Linked DNA regions of Homo sapiens: region 1 is linked to region 2. Evidence: read pairs that join two places in POLR2A ChIA-PET (ENCODE). Cell type or tissue: CD4-positive, alpha-beta T cell. All regions are shown on one strand. Links, peaks and the distances in the headings refer to the core of each region. The heading gives the core; the rest is flanking DNA. Region 1 overlaps NDE1 (nudE neurodevelopment protein 1). Region 2 holds the start of LOC124903650 (a long non-coding RNA gene).

Evidence for each region. ChIA-PET counts read pairs that join two places held together with the same protein. Peaks named below come from ENCODE experiments on the same cell type or tissue, not always from the same donor. Only the 100,000 strongest peaks of a DNase experiment are listed, where the experiment ranks them.
Region 1: POLR2A ChIA-PET joins it to region 2 with 5 read pairs; 4 of 35 experiments call an interaction of 5 or more read pairs at or near these places.

The regions. Positions count from the first base shown.
Region 1 is chr16:15,692,135-15,697,506 of GRCh38, reverse strand. It overlaps NDE1 (nudE neurodevelopment protein 1), which reads right to left. Exons shown (of 9, transcript NM_017668.3): 7 at 3,251-3,342; 8 at 647-798. Among named protein-coding and RNA genes, the nearest start is that of NDE1, 45 kb to the right of the region's middle. In CD4-positive, alpha-beta T cell, for the core only: no CTCF peak of the experiment used is centred there; no DNase peak of the experiment used is centred there.
Region 2 is chr16:15,754,692-15,760,063 of GRCh38, reverse strand. MYH11 (myosin heavy chain 11) reads left to right here. Exons shown (of 41, transcript NM_002474.3): 12 at 336-488; 13 at 2,064-2,237; 14 at 3,550-3,723. It overlaps LOC124903650 (a long non-coding RNA gene), which reads right to left and starts at 1,129. Exons shown (of 2, transcript XR_007065004.1): 1 at 935-1,129; 2 at 337-841. RefSeq lists enhancers at 1,629-2,262, 2,263-2,896. In CD4-positive, alpha-beta T cell, for the core only: a CTCF peak has its summit at 3,338 (motif pointing right); a DNase peak (open chromatin) is centred at 3,313.

The sequences.
Region 1 (5,372 bases), core at 228-5,227, 63 kb after region 2:
GAACTCCTGACCTCAAGTGATCCACCTGCCTTGGCCTCCCAGACTGCTGGGATTACAGGCGAGCGTCACCACACCTGGCCCAAATAAGGGCTTTTATACAGGACATTCTCACAGTGTAACCGTGAGTAGCAGCTGTAGAATCAAATGATAAAAATGACCTTCTTGGCCAGGCATGGTAGCCCACACCTGTCGTCGCAGCACTTTGGGAGGATGAAGGGTGAGGATCACTTGAAGCTCAGAGTTTGAGACCAAACTCGGCAACATGGCAAAACCTGTCTCTAGAAAAAATACAAAAAATTAGCCGAGCACGGTGACACGCACCTGTACTCCCAGCTACTCGGGGGACTGAGGTGGGAGGATCGTTTGAGCTGGGAGGCAGAGGGTGAGCCATGATCCTGCCATCGTATTCTAGCCTAGGTGACAGAGTGAGACCCTGTCTCACAAAACAAGACCCTCTCTCTAGCCCTTTGTTCAAGCCACAAGACACCACCTAATGCTGCCTGCAGGGAGCAGAGGAGAGGATAAGGTTTGCTGAAATAATCCTATAATTTAAAAAGACACATGGCTGTGGGCTGGGGGTGAGTGTCTCTTGCCTGGGGCAGGCGGGTTCTCCCCGCCAGCGAGAGGTTTATTAGAAGGTACTGACCCCTTATCACCCAAAGGCACGCTGGTGCTGCTTGGCCGTCTCTCCCCGCCATCTCTGTTCTTGCTGCTCCGCCCAGAGGCTGGGCCACCTGTTCGGTTTGGGGACTGATCGTACACGAGGTTCCGGCAGGAAGCGAGTTTGGACTCCAGTGCCTGGACAGAAATACACTTTTATCTCTCAAGTTATAGGCAAGGACTATTCTGTCTTACCAGAGCCTGTACAGAAGAACGAACCCCAGACAGTGGTTCTCAAACTGTTGTGCACTGGAATTCCAAGGTGGGACCCCAAGAGGAATCCAACGTATATGCCAGTCTCAGAACCAAGCACCTTAAGTATTTGGGAGCTGGCTGGGCACAATGGCTCACACCTATAATCCCAGCACTCTGGGAGGCCAAGGCAGGAGGATGGCTTGACATCAGGAGTTTGAGACCAGCCTGGGCCACAAAGTAAGATCCCATCTCAGTTTTTTTTTTTGTTTTGTTTTTTACTTTTTTAGACGCTGTGTCACCCAGGCTGGAGTGCACTGGTGAGATCACAGCTCACTGCAGCCTCAACCTCCCAGGCTCAACCAATCCCTCCCACCTCAGCCTCCTGAGCAGCTGGAATTATAGGCATCCGCAATCATGCCCAGTTAATAAAAAAAATTTTTAATGCAAAAAATTTTTTTTAATTACGAAAAATTTTTTAAAATGTTTGGGAGCTGCCTGGAAAAAGATCACGGCTCACTGCAGCCTCAACCAATCCTTCCACCTCAGCCTCCTGAATAGCTAGGACTATGCACAATCATGCTTGGCTTAAAAAAAAAAAAAAAATTCTTTTTTAATTACAAAAAATTTTTTAAAATGGGAGCTTTCTGGAAAAATCACTAACCTACCAATTATCCAACTCCGCTTGTAGGAAGTAGGAAATCCACTTCTGGAATCCTTCACCCTTTGGTTTACCTTGTTAAACCTCTGCAGAATGGCAAGAAGTTTGGTAAGGACTTGGTCTGGCTACAACAGACCCTGAGGAAACCAAAAGGACACTGACAGCACCCCAGGCTTCTCTATACTCCAACTAGGCTAAATACTGAAATGCAGACCTGCTTCTAGAATAGCAAACCAGACAGCCAAAAACCAGAAGTAAAAACAAAAGAAATGAGTTGCAAGCTTCTATTAAGTTGTAGCTACAAATACACTGTGTACAGTGACAACTTGGTAGGAGTTAAATTATGTGGCCTTCTAGGCATCATTTTTAAAAATAAACTACAAAGAATACCTATGTTTTTACTTAAGCACAAAAGGATCCCTCCCTGTAATTAACATAAAAGCTGAAAGGCCAAATTCTTTGCCCTAGGCTTTCAAGATTTTTTTTTTTTTTTTTTTTGAGACCAAGTCTCACTTTGTCACCCAGCGGTGCGATCTCAGCTCACTGCAACCTCCGCCTCCCGGATTCAAACAATTTTCCTGCATAAGCCTCTCAAGTAGCTGGGATCGCAGGTGCCCACCACCATTCCTGGCTAATTTTTGTATTTTTAGTAGAGATGGGGTTTCACCATGTTGGCCAGGCTGGTCTTGAATTCCTGACTTCAGGTGATCCACCCATCTCGGTCTCCCAAAGTGTCAAAATTCACTTAAACCCCAAGAAACAAACCAAAAAAAAAAAAAAAAAAAAAAAAGGTGGCAGTTTTTTTCTCTTCTGAGACAACGTCGTGCTGTCACCCAGGATGGAGTGCAGTGTTGGAATCTCAGCTCACTCAGCCTCAACCTCCCAGGCTGAAGCAATCCTCCCACCTCTCAGCCTCCTGAGTAGCTGGGACCACCAGTGTACACCATCAGGCCTGGCTAATTTTTGCATTCTTGTAGAGGCCAAGTCGGGGCAGGGGGTTTCACCATGTTGCCCGGGCTGGTGTCAGACTCCTGAGCTCAAGTAATCTCCCACCTTGGCCTCCCAAAGCACTGGGATTACAGGTATGAGCACCCGGCCAAAAGAGAAGGCAGTTTCCAAGTGCTCCTTAATTTTTCGAGTTAAGGAAAAAACACACATATCACCCTAATTTCCCAAATTTCCTAGAGGAAAAACGGTAAAAGGAAAGAGACATACATAGGGTTCAGAGCAGGGCTTCGAGTCAGAGCTCTGAGTGTCTGGCAGTAACTCCCACAGGAAGCTCTAATGATTCCCAGGGATGCTAAAGGAGCAGCCACACCTAAAACTCACCACACTGCTATGAAAGGGGCTGGACGCATTGGCTCATGCCTGTAATCCCAGAACTTTGGGAGGCCAACCTGGGAGGATCACTTGAGGCCAGGAGTTTAAGACCAGCCTGGGCAACACAGCGATACCCACATTACTACAAAAAAATGAAAGTATCAGCCAGGCATAGTGGCGCACACCTGTGGTCCAAGCTCCTCGGGAAGCTAAGGTGAGAGGATCGCTTGAACCCAGGATTTTGAGGCTGCAGTGAGTTGTGATCATACCACTACACTCCAGCCTGAGCAACAGAGCAAGACCCTGTCTCTAAAAAAAAAGAAAAAAAGAAGAGAGGGAAGGAACTAGATCAACCCCCTTCACACATCCTGAAAGACAGGCAGGAAGGCACCAAACGCCAGGAAAGTGTGGTCTTACCCCGACTTTCCGCAGTAGGTCTCCCACAATGTTGAGGGCTGATATCCGGGCCGCAGGTGTGAGGGGGGTCCCCCCGGTGGAGTCGTCCAGGCCTGGGTGTGCAAAGGGAAGAGCATGTAACTCACCAACCTATAGTCATGTCTGTGCGTTAACATCGCTAGATCCAAAACCACGGGACAGGAGGGACACTGACGCCTTTCCTCGGATCCCAAAAGCTACCCTATTTCTTTCCGTAGTTAACCGCATCACACACCCAAGGCCCGTATGACAACCAATTTTTCAAGTCCTTGTGATGACTGCAACAAATACTTATTTTTACATGTTAGTCTTGCTCTGTCACCCGGACTGGAGTGCGGTGATGTGATCTCAGCTCACTGCAACCTCCGCCTCCCAGGTTCAAGCGATTCTCCTGCCTTGGCCTCTTGAGTAGCTGGGATTATAGCCATGTGCCACCACACCCGGCTAATTTTTGTATTTTTAGTAGAGACAGAGTTCCATCACGTTGTCCAGGCTGGTCTCGAACTCTTGACCTCAAATGATCTGCCCGCCTTGGCCTCCAAAAGTGCTGGGATTACGGGCGTGAGCCACCATGCCTGGCCTTTAACAAATTTTTTTTTTAATAGAGACAGGGTCTCACTATGTTGCCCAGGCTGATCATGAACTCCTAGTTTCAAGCGATCCTCCCACCTTGGCCGCCCAAAGGGCTGGTATTTACAGGCATGAGCCACCGTGCCCAGCCACATTAGTCTTTTTAAACAAACCCAAAACAAATCCTTTTGAAATTGTAGAAAATCCATATAGTTAATTAACATAATGGCATCTGTGATAGATACAAGAACTATAGACAGGATGATCCAGCTTTACAAGGGTCCCGCTCTGCAGAGCCTCTCTTCTCCAAGTGGGGTCCATGCACCAGCAGCACATGAGAACTGTTAGAAATGCAGAATCTCTCGGCCAGGCACAGTAGCTCACACCTGTAATCCCAGTGCTTTCAGAGGCCGAGGCAGTTCGATCAGTTGAGGTCAGGAGTTCAAGACCAGCCTGGCCAACATGGCAAAATCTTGTTTCTACTAAAAATACAAAATTAGCTGGGCATGGTAACAGGTGCCTGCCTGTAATCCCAGCTACTCGGGAGGCTGAGGCATGAGAATCGCTTGAATCCAGGAGGCAGAGGCTGCAGTGAGCCAAGATCAATGCCGCTGCACTCCAGCCTGGCCGACAGAGCAAGACTTTGTCTCAAAAAAAAAAAAAAAGAGAGAAAGAAATTTCAGGCCCCACCCAAGACCCACTTGATCTGAGGTACATTCTACCAAGATCCCCAGGTAAGCTACATGCATATTGAAGTGTGGAAACATAGCCAGGCATGGAGTTGCATGCCTCTAGTCCCAGCTACTCAGGAGGCTGAGGCAGGAGGATCACTGGAGCCCAGGAGTTGGAGGCTGCAGTGAGCTATGATTGCACCACTGCACTCCAGCCTGGGCCACAGACCAAGACTGTGTCTCTAAAAACAACAATGAAATAAAGTATGCAAAATGGCTCTAGACTGGGGCTAGGCACAGTGACTCATACATGTAATACCACCACTTTCAGGGGCTGAGGCAGGCAGATCACCTGAGGTCAGTAGTTTGAGACCAGCCCGGCCAACATGGTGAAACCCCATCTCTACTAAAAATACAAGATTAGCCAGGCATGGTGGTGGGCACCTGTAATTCAAGCTTACTCAGGAGGCTGAGGCAGGAGAATCACTTGAACCTGGGAGGAGGGGGTTACAGCGAGCCAATATCGCACCATTGCACTCCAGCCTGGGCAACAGAGCAAAACTCCATCTCAACAAAACTAAACAGAAGGGCTCTGCACCGGAATTCTAGAAGTCTCACTGGTCTCTTCATGCCCAGGGGACAAGCTAAGGGATAAGGTAGTAGATGGTAGGGTAAGCCCTGGAGCCTGCCTGCCTGGGTCTGAATCCCAAACCATCTGCCATTCAATTGCTTCATGACTCTGCTTAACTCAGAGCCTCACTTTCATCAAACGGGGACAGCACCTGCATCCTGGGCCTGCGGCGAAGGCTGCAGGCTGGCCAGCACACACTGAGCACTCCTTAACTGTCTGTTATTAATATCTG
Region 2 (5,372 bases), core at 283-5,282:
GTGCAGTGGTGCCATCGCAGCTCACTGTAGCCTCTGCCTCCCAGATTCAAACGATTCTCCTGCCTCAGTCCCCCAAGCAGCTGGGACTACAGGCATGCACCACAACGCCTGGCTAATTTTTGTATTTTTAGTAGAGAAGGGTTTTTGCCTTGTTGGTCAGGCTGGTCTTGAACTCCCGACCTCAAGTGACCCACCTGCCTCGGCCTCCCAAAGTGCTGGGATTACAGTGTGAGTCACTGCACCCGGCCAAGAATAAAAATCTTCACCACCAGCCTGGCTTATGTGAAAATGGAGCCCATTGAGAATAACCGGGTTCCCCTGGTTGCCCTCTGCAGGCTGACTTTGCTGTAGAGGCTTTGGCCAAGGCAACATATGAGCGCCTTTTCCGCTGGATACTCACCCGCGTGAACAAAGCCCTGGACAAGACCCATCGGCAAGGGGCTTCCTTCCTGGGGATCCTGGATATAGCTGGATTTGAGATCTTTGAGGTACAGCTCGGTGGGATCCTAAGAGCCATGGTCTTGGTTGTCTGAGATGGGCTTTTTCTTGGAGGAGTCATGATTTTGGAGAAAGGCATGTAGATGGCTACTGTAGGGTAGGAGGCTGTCTAGTTAAGGGTGGATCATTGAGGGTATAAGAGACAGAAATCCAACAGGAAATGCATTGGTTTCTGGAACTGAGAAGGCCAGACATGTAGCTGGATCCCGTAGGCAGGGTCTGATCTCCCGCCATCGTTCTCTCTCTCTCTCTGCCTTCCTCCATATTGGCTCCATTCTCAAGCAGGCTCTCCCCTCACGGGGGCAAGATGGCTGCCACAGCTCCAGACTGCCTCTCAGTAATCCTGGTAAAAAAAAAAAAAAAAAAAAAGCACATATCTCTTTTCTAACAGTTCCAACCAAAATCTTGGAATTAAGTCTCACTGACTCTTACTCACCTGAATTGGGCTACATGGTCACCTCCAAGCCAAGAACTGTTTGCAGGAGCTTGCAATACCTCATGTAGTAGAAACATGGATATTGGATCCTTTACCCATGGGTTTGAAGAAAGTTCTCAGAGAAAGGGAAGGTTTTTTTTTTGTCTTGTCTTGTTTTTTTTTTTTTGAGACAGAGTCTTGCTCTGTCGCCCAGACTGGAATGCAGTGTCACAATTTTGTCTCACTGCTGCCTCCGCCTCCTGGGTTCAAGCAATTCTCTTGTCTCAGCCTCCTGAGTAGCTGGGACTACAGGAGTGTACCACTGTGCCCAGCTAATTTTTTTTTTTTTTTTAGACAGAGTCTCGCTCTGTTGCCCAGGCCGGAGTGCAGTAGTGCAATCTTGGCTCACCGCAACCTCCGCCTCCCAGGTTCAAGTGATTCTCCTGCCTCAGCCTCTCGAGTAGCTGGGATTAGTGCCACCATGCCTGGCTACTTTTTTTTTTTTTTTTGGTAGAGACAGAGTTTCACCCTGTTGGCCAGGCTAGTCTCAAACTCCTGATCTCAAATGATCCACCAGCCTCGGCCTCCCAAAGTGCTGGGATTACAGGTATGAGCCACTGTGCTTGGCCAATTTTTGTATTTTTAGTGGAGAGAGGTTTCGCTATGCTTGCCAGGCTGGTCGCAAACTCCTGACCTCAAGTGATCCTCCCGCCTTGGCCTCCCTAAGTGCTGGGATTACAATCATGAGCACTACACCCAGCCAGGAGGTTTTAAGATTGATAGATGTCCCGAAAGAAGTGTACTACCGAGTCACTTTCTCTCTGCGCCTCTGTTTTCACATCTGTAAAATGTTTCCACATCTGTACATGCAGTAGCGTGCCTTACGAGGTTTGTCCATCCATAGATGGTTGTGCAGATGGAGGAGATAAGCATCTTTAAGGTGTGTGAGGGCCATGTGATATCAACTTCACCAGCCCTGGTGGACTCTAGGCAGCATGTTTTGGGGCCTCAGCCCTGTCTGGGTGCTGGGATGGCAGAACAGGATGTGGGCGGGCCATGGGGGCGCTGTCGGGTGGAGCTTCTGTGGGGCTCCTTGTCTTCTGACTTCATACCAAGATGCTCACGCCCCGCCCCCACGCCATGTGCTCAGGTGAACTCCTTCGAGCAGCTGTGCATCAACTACACCAACGAGAAGCTGCAGCAGCTCTTCAACCACACCATGTTCATCCTGGAGCAGGAGGAGTACCAGCGCGAGGGCATCGAGTGGAACTTCATCGACTTTGGGCTGGACCTACAGCCCTGCATCGAGCTCATCGAGCGACCGGTGAGGGGCACGTGGGCGTGCGGGGCTCCGTCACACCTTGTACACGTGTGTGGCCTCTGTGGAGCCGACGTGGACCCCACACTCTCCCCATGCACATAGCATTCCCCCACCCAATCCATCACCCAGTCCTGAAAGGCTGTAAGCTGAATCCTTGTGAACTCTTACAATTTCCATTAACCCACATTTTCATATCAAAGGTATTTTCTTTAATTTCTGCCTTCCTTCCATCCTCTTTTTTCTTCCTTTTTTTCTTCCCTACCCTCTTTCCCTTCCCTTTCCTTCTCTGCCATTGCTTTTTTTTTTTTTTTTTTTTTTTTTATGACATGGTCTGACTCTGTTGCCCAGGCTGGAGTGCAGTGGCACAATCTTGCCTCACTGCAACCTCCACCTCCCTGCCTCAAGTGATCCTCCCGCCTCAGCCTCCCAAGTGGCTGAGACTACAGGCGTGCACCACCACGCCCACCTAACTTTTGTATTTTCAGTAGAGACAGGGTTTCTACTAATTAGCCGGGCCTGGTGGTGCACGCCTGTGGTCCCAGCTATTTGGGAGGCTGAGGTGGGAGGATTGCTTGAGCCCTGGAGGCAGAGGTTGCTGTAAGCCGAGATTGCGCCACTGCATTCCAGCCTGGATAACAGAGTGAGACCCTGTCTCCAAAAAAAACTTTTCTAACAGGAACCCTAGGTGAATTCAAGTCAAGCAACAAATTCATTTGCAAGAATTATGAACTCGGCCGGGCGCGGTGGCTCATGCCTGTAATCCCAGCACTTTGGGAGGCCGAGGCGGGCGGATCACGAGGTCAGGAGATGGAGACCATCCTGGCTAACACGGTGAAACCCCGCCTCTACTAAAAATAGAAAAAATCAGCCGGGCGCCGTGGCAGGCGCCTGTAGTCCCAGCTACTCGGGAGGCTGAGGCAGGAGAATGGCGTGAACCCAGGAAGCGGAGCTTGCAGTGAGTCGAGATCGCGCCACTGCACCGTCTGCCTGGGCGACAAGGCAAAACTCTGTCTCAAAAAAAAAAAAAAAAAAAAAAGAGTTATGAACTCTTCATGATGTTGCCTGCGTGTTGCCCACTAGGGGGCGGCAGCAAACATTATGTTCTGCCTTCCATCCCTGTTACTGGTCCATTGGGCACAGGGTAATTTGAAGGTAGATTTGGAAGCATGGGGGTCATAAACTCATCTTTATATGTGGGCAAATACAGTATCAGATCTCGGCGGATGCCCATGCGTTGTGTATAGTTGGCCAGCTCTTCATGGAATGCCTGAGGTTGGGTGTTCTCTCTGATTCAAGCCCTACTTGTCTCCCACAGAACAACCCTCCAGGTGTGCTGGCCCTGCTGGACGAGGAATGCTGGTTCCCCAAAGCCACGGACAAGTCTTTCGTGGAGAAGCTGTGCACGGAGCAGGGCAGCCACCCCAAGTTCCAGAAGCCCAAGCAGCTCAAGGACAAGACTGAGTTCTCCATCATCCATTATGCTGGGAAGGTACCAGCCACAGGGCCCAGGGGACTCTGTCTCAGGGGACCCCCAGTGGCTGCTCAGCGCAGAGACAGTCTGAGAGTGGCAGAACCTTGGGCTGCCTGGAAACTGCAAAGCCATCTGCTGCTAAGCGAATCCCAACCAAGTCCTATTCGTAATTTGTCTACGCATCTGTAAGGCATCAGCTGTAGCCACTCTCATGTTTTCCAACCGTGACGTCCAGACAGTTATTTCTTTCTGTTTTTGTTGGAGACAGGGTCTCGCTTTGTCGCCCAGGCTGGAGTGCAGTGGTGCGATCATAGCTCACTACAGCCTCAACCTCCTGGGCTCACACGATCCTCCTGCCTCAGCTTCCCAAGTAGCTGGGACTACAGGTGTACACCACCATGCCCAGCTAAAATCTTTTTTCCTTTTTGAGATGGAATTTTGCTCTTGTCATCCAGGCTGGAGTGCAATGGCGTGATCTCTGCTAACTGCAACCTCTCCCTCCGGGTTCAAGAGATTCTCCTGCCTCAGCCTCCCAAATAGCTGGGATTACAGGCACCTGCCACCACACCCAGCTAATTTTTGTATTTTTAGTAGAGAAGGGTTTCGCCATGTTGGCCAGGCTGGTCTCAAACTCCTGACCTCAGGTGATCCACCCGCCTCGGCCTCCCAAGGTGCTAGGATTACAGGCATGAGCCACCGTGCCTGGCCGCCCAGCTAAATTTTTAAATTATGTATAGATATGGGGTCTTGCTGTGTTGCCCAGGCTGGTCTTGAATTCCTGGGCTCAAGAGATCTCCCTGCCTCGGCTTCCTGAAGTGCTGGGATTATGAGCACGAGCCACTGTACCTGGCCTCAGCCTGCTTTTCTTGTATAGACTCTAAATCCTTCCTGCTACAAGTTATACCCAACAGGCGGGGCCAACTGGAATGGGGTGACTAATACATCCACACCTGGCTTCAACAAAAATCTCCCATGTCACGGTCTTGAGTTTGCTATTGCCAGCCTGCTCTGGCCAGGGAAATCTATGATAGTTGTATTCATCATCATCATCATCATCATCAACATGCCTTGGCTGTTATTGTATAGGCCCTTGCCCTGTGGCTCTCAAGAGTCCTGGATAATGTACAAAGGACATAGCTTAGTCTGGCTTGCAGAATTGTAGTATTCTATTGACTCCTCAGTACCTCCACTGCATCATGGGCACAAACAATGCTCTCTACCAGGGCCTGGCAACAGAGTCCGATCTGGCCCACAGCTTGTTATTGTAAATAAAGTTTTATTGGAACACAGCCATGCCCATTTGTATGCATAATGTCTATGGCTGGCTGCTTTTGTATACTACAGTGCTAGAGTTGAGTAGCTGCGACAAAGACTGTATGACTTGGCTGGGTGTGGTGGCTCACGCCTGTAACCCCAGCACCAAGGCAGGTGGATTACTTGAGGTCAGCAGTTTGAGACCAGCCTGGCCAACATGGCGAAAGCCCGTCTCTGCTAAAAATAAAAAATAAAAAAAATTTAAAAATTAGCCAGCTGTGAGATTACAGGCACACAACTGTAACCTCAGCTACTCAGGAGGCTGAGGCAAGAGAACTGCTTGACCCAGGAAGTTGGAGGTTGCAGTGAGCTGAGACTGCACCACTGCACTCCAGACTGGGCAACAGAGAACC